Regions from separate parts of the Mus musculus genome. Here region 1 is linked to region 2. The links are chromatin contacts, found by Hi-C or POLR2A ChIA-PET in ENCODE. All regions are on one chromosome and are shown on one strand. Each heading gives the region's core, a stretch centred on a gene start or an enhancer-like site at or near the end of the contact. The rest is flanking DNA. Distances are from core to core; before and after follow the strand shown.

Region 1 (2,700 bases), core at 46-2,545, 190 kb before region 2:
TGCTGGAATTAAAGGCGAGCGCCACCACAGCCCGTCGGATTTAGCGTTCTTTTTGTATTTCTAGTTCATGCTTTTATTTACTGGGAGCTAGGAGTATGCCACAGTGCTCGTGGGGAGGTCAAGCTACAGCTTACAGGAAGAGGCTATCTTTCTCTTTCCATTATGTGGAGCTGAAGGCAAGAACTCAGGTTTGGCCAAGTGCCTTTACACACAGAGCCATCTCAGGTCCTCTTGTTTCCCCCACTCCCATCCCTTCTCTCTCTGCAGCCCCTTCTCCAAGCAGCAGCCTTTTCTTTCTTTAACGATGCTACTCCTTACTTACACCGCGAAAGCTACACTGCTCACCGGTGATCAGGGGAAGAATCTCAGGTTAAAAACACCTCTGCCCACCTCTGATTCCTACTTCGATTGGTTTCCTTTATTTGCAGTCTCCGTGAGACCCTATCTTTTCTAGGCCTTTGCACAAACCTACCTTTGCCTGAAATGTCACCACCCAACTCTTCCTGCTCCCACTCCCCAAACGCTGTGCTCACCCAACCAAGAAGTGGTGGGCGTTTAAAATTCCACCATCAGAAAGCAGAAACTAACTGGCAAACTACTTCAATCCCCAGTCAATAGTAGATGCGTAATAAAGAATGAATGAAGGTAGGCGGAGGGCTTCAGAAAGAAGGCAGCGTGTGTTTTACAGTGTATAAAAACAAGGATAGCAATCCTTGTCTACAGTGCTTAGTTTATAAAGTCAAAAACCCTAACATCCAATAAATGTGAGGCGAAATTAAATCTGATTTGTGGCCAGTATGAAATACATTTCCTCGGACGCCGGGGGAAACGATCACCCCCGCCCTGAACACGCTGAGTCGTGGCAGCTCCAGCGCCTGCGTGGTCCCTCCAAGGTGACTGGATCACCAAAAGCCTGACCCATTAAGGAGGCCCCGGCGTTCACCCAGCCGTGGGAAGGAGCCCCTTCTAGGAGGCCGGAGTAGGCCCGGCGATCGCGGCCCACGTGCGCGACGAGCGCAGCCCCATCTGGGAACGTTCCCTCTGCGCGTCCTCCCGGTACTCTATGGTGCTCACGGCCGAGGCTCTCATTCTAGTTCCGGTCTCTATGGCGGCGGAGGCCTGAGAAGCTGTGGGTCGGGCGAATTAGTCGCTAAAGATACCAATGAGAGCGCAGGAGCCGCGGAGCGTGAGCCAATAGGCGCTAGAGACCCGGTCAGGTGGTGAGATGGACAACGATGCGGACCAATGGGGGAGGACGAGGGCGGGTCTATCGCGGGGCTTATCCCGCCCGTCCCGCCATTCTCGCTAGTTCGATCGGTAGCGGGAGCGGAGAGCGGACCCCAGAGAGCCCTGAGAGCCCCACCGCCGCCGCCGGCCTAGTCACCATCACACCCGGGAGGAGCCGCAGCCGTCGCCGCCGGCCCCAGTCACCATCACCGCAACCATGAGCAGCGAGGCCGAGACCCAGCAGCCGCCCGCCGCCCCCGCCGCCGCCCTCAGCGCCGCCGACACCAAGCCCGGCTCCACGGGCAGCGGCGCGGGTAGTGGCGGCCCGGGTGGCCTCACATCGGCGGCGCCCGCCGGCGGGGACAAGAAGGTCATCGGTGAGCGCCAGAAGGGACCGGGGATGGGGCCGCGGGCCGGACCGTTAGGCGACGCGGCCCGAGCCACGGACTACGCGGCCGCCCCTCCCCCCCGAGGCCCGCGGCGCGCGCACACCGGGATCCCGCCGCTGCTCCGGCCGCCGCCGCCCCTCCCCCGCGCCCACCCGCCCCGGGGCCTCGTGCTGGGGTCCCCGCCCCGCCGCCTACGCAGCCGGAGGAGCGCGGGCTGCTTCCCCGGCCCTCACGTGCTCGCCTCCCGGGCGCACACCCACCTCGGACCCGCGCTACCCGGCGCACCCACGTGTGCGGCGAGGGCGGCGGCCCGGGCCTGCGGCTAGATCCTGGACCGACTTCCAGGGCCAGCCGGTGATTGGACGTTGTTGTGCTTTGTTTTCCAGCAACGAAGGTTTTGGGAACAGTCAAATGGTTCAATGTAAGGAACGGATACGGTTTCATCAACAGGTGAGATGCCGGGGTGGAAAGCTCGCGTCCGCCTCCTGCATGGGCCAGAGCCACCGCGGGCATGACAGGGTGGGGGATTGGGACCCTGTGTTTCTTCCTTGGGTGACGGGATTAGCGGGTCTGTAGACTCGCTTTGTGTTGCTGTTAAGTACCGATCTTGAGCTAGCCTCAAAAAGCTTTGGCACAAAGCAGGTCAAGGCAGGCGCGTCGCATGAGCCATGCCTTAACAGTTACCTTGCATCAAACTGAGGCAACTCCAGGCTAAGCACGCTTTTAACCTTGACATCCCTTTCTGCTTTGAAATTGCTATGTAAGAATGTGACCCGCTAATTAACATACAGGTGATCTTTCACCTTGTTAACCTCTCGGGGAACGGGATTTGACATGTCAGTTGCCTGAGATGTTATCTGTACTGTAAGGTTATGTTGCCTTTGTTTAGACTACTCGAATATTCAGTCCATTTAGTACCTCGAGCACATTTTTCCTATAGACCTTCTGTAGCCAAAGAGGGCTCTTCTTATTTGTCCAAACGACGAGTAACGTATCTGAAAGGAAATGGTTCTTCCTCATTTTTTATTTCTCTTACTTCCTTGTCAGGGAATCATGCTGATCAAATCAATTTTTGTTATAGCTT
Region 2 (2,700 bases), core at 124-2,623:
TCTCTACTCAGAATATTCATCTTATCAGCTCAAAAAATAAATATCAAGCGGAGTGTGGTGGTACCCGGGCTTACAGCCTTCGCGAAGCAGAGACAGGCGGATCTCTGTGAGTCTGAGGCCAGCCTGGTCTACATATGAACTCTAGGGCAGACAGGGCTAGGGGATGATGTCTCCGAAACAAAAGCAAAATCCAAGGAATTTGAAAGACGGAGATTAACCTAGGTCTGAGAGAAAAGTTTTACGCGGAAAAACCAAAGTTCGGAGTTTAAGTGGCATCTGAGAGACTCCCGGGCCTCAGTTGGTTTTTGTTTTGTTTTGTTTTTTTGTCTTTATACTTAGTTACATTCTATCTCTATCACTGTGGCCCTGCAGAGACTGTCAGTACGACCATCCGGAGTCAACTGGAGCTTCCTTTCCTGAGTTCCACCAAAACACCCCCACTGCCCAGTAAAGGCAGCCAGGGATTTAACACATGCTCGCACTGTTCTTAACTTTAAACAGGTAAAGGGGGGGGGGCGTGAAAGTGCGCATCCTTGAGCCTTCCTACATACTAAGACGGGAAAATCCAATTTTATTTTAATTTAAAAGGGACTAGAACTAACTCTACACAAAGCAAAGGCGGGACAAGAAAGAAACAATGTCGCACATCCAGGAGGGGTTCCGTAAATCCGGCCCATACAGGGCAAGCCTGATCACAGGTGAAGAGAGATCTTATCCAGTCAGTAGCTTGCCCCGGGGAAAGGCCCCACATCCCTGGAGGACTGCGCATCGTGAGGTCCTCAGAGCTCGTCAGCCCCCGACCCTGGCCTGGAGGAAGTGCCTTCTCCTCCTGGCCACCCCCATGGCCCGGGTTCCGGGCGCGGCGCGGGCTCCGGGCGGGTCCCGCCTCCTCCGCTCCTAGCCGGGGCCCGGCCGGGGGCTCGGCTCTTTTAGCCAATGGGCGCCGCGCTCCGGCCCCCTCCCCCGCGCGGGAGGAGCCGCCGAGGTCGTGCGCGACGTGCGGCGCCTGGGCCCCTGATCCGCGGCCCCCGCCCCGACCGCGTGAAGCGCGCGGCGGCTGCGTGAGGAAGCGGGGACTCGGACAGGCGCCCCGGCCCGCGCTCGGCAGCACATCCCTACCCGGGACTCCCAGCCCCGTTACTCACCTTGCTGCTGGGATCCATGGCCGCGCTGCGCTCGAAGCTCTAGCTGTGCCGGCTGCGAGACGGAGAACGGACGCGCTGTAACTATGCGTCTCCCGCCAGACCTCCACGCCCTGACGCACTTAAGACCCCGTAGCTCAGATCGTCACTCTACAAGCAAGCCTCTGCTCTTGGGGGAGAGCGCGCGGAGCTGCCTTTTTATAGGACCGCCGCCATTGGTTCTGGGGTGTAGGTGGGCCCGAAGGGGGCGGGGCCTGGGGAGCACGTCCGGGGCGGGACTCTGAGAGGCGTGGTTCTGTGGGGAGGTGGGGAGGGACGGAGGGCTACTGACCACAGTCTGGCTCTGGATGCTAGAACCTGCAGTCCCAGGGTGTGCGGGGCACCCGTTGGGGGCGCTCGCTGTGTGGCTCTGAGCTGGTTTGCACACCTCTCTGAGTCTCAATGGCCACTAGCAAAATGGTAGCGCTTGGTGCGGGGCTGTAAGCCAGCGCTAGGACTCTGGCTTCCTCACTAGGCTGCCGGATAACTTTGGTAGACTAGTCATAATAATAGTACAACCTCCTGGGTTATTAGGAAGATTAAACGAGTTAGTATTTGGATGGTGTTTACAACCGCGTGTGTTATGTGTAAAGTGGCATTAAGTTCATTAGAGAGACCACGGGAGGTCTGGCTCCGAAGCTGAATTCTCTCTCCTTGCTCCGTGTTCCTGTGCCCAAGGCCAAGCTCCTCTTTTGCTCCTAGACACCATGCCCACCACTTCTCTAAGCTGTAAAACCACCACCTCCCTCCATTTCTGACTTTATGGTGACACCTAAGTGTGAAGACCAGAGAGGCTGGGTGTCTAAATGGTTAAGGACATAGAACACCTTGGCATTGAACCAGCTCACCTATAAACCGCCTCTAGCTGGTCCTGGGCAAGCTCCCAGCCAATGAGCAGCGGGTTTCTCCTGGATAAAATGAGATTTGTTATCAAACCCTGGGCTATGAGAATTACAGGTGAGCTCCTGGAGTGGTGAGTAGGACAGTCAATAGCCTCTGTGGTCCCTCCAGTCCATGTCCCATCTAGGTTCACCTGAAGGGGGGATCTGGGAGAAATGACTTTCTGTTAGAGACAGGAAGCTGAGCTGTGTGCCAGGTGCTGGCCTAGGAGGGCACCCTAATTGAGCATGGACCCCTGAAAAGTAAAGCATGTGGAACTGGTGAGTCTGGGGTTCCCCTTCTCCTCTCTCCTGATCACCACTTTGCCCCCCCCCCCCCGAGTTTCTTCTGCTGACTGCAAGACCTGCCTCCTCTGCTCTTGCTTTCTCCAACCCTGGACCTGTTTCTTTCCTTCAATACATATGATGCAGGGCTGGAACAAGGCCCAAGCCTGGTCTCCCAGGCCCTTTCTTAGGGTACCAGTTCACAAATTCAGTCGCCCCCATTATAGAACTGCATGCCTATATCTCAGCCAACAAGTCACCAATCAGCCATCTTTTTTCTCCTCTATGACGGACGGTCCCGTGCTAGTCAGTGTCCCTAGGACAGAAGCATGAGAGTCTGTTGCTAGCTTCAGGGA

Evidence for each region. Hi-C counts contacts between places; a loop is a spot of excess contacts on that map. ChIA-PET counts read pairs that join two places held with the same protein, here RNA polymerase II (POLR2A).
Region 1: POLR2A ChIA-PET joins it to region 2 with 10 read pairs in embryonic stem cell. The contact joins the promoter of Ybx1 here to the promoter of Slc2a1 in region 2. A Hi-C loop is called at or near these places in 1 of 37 maps with a recorded cell type or tissue (T-helper 17 cell). POLR2A ChIA-PET finds 5 or more read pairs at or near these places in 2 of 5 experiments (both embryonic stem cell).

Annotation. Positions count from the first base shown.
Region 1 is chr4:119,293,108-119,295,807 of GRCm38, reverse strand. Ybx1 (Y box protein 1) reads left to right here and starts at 1,295. Exons shown (of 8, transcript NM_011732.2): 1 at 1,295-1,604; 2 at 2,003-2,066. The coding sequence starts at 1,445.
Region 2 is chr4:119,107,418-119,110,117 of GRCm38, reverse strand. Slc2a1 (solute carrier family 2 (facilitated glucose transporter), member 1) reads right to left here and starts at 1,373. Exons shown (of 10, transcript NM_011400.3): 1 at 1,146-1,373. The coding sequence starts at 1,163. It overlaps Gm52706 (a long non-coding RNA gene), which reads left to right and starts at 1,369. Exons shown (of 2, transcript XR_003955269.1): 1 at 1,369-2,341.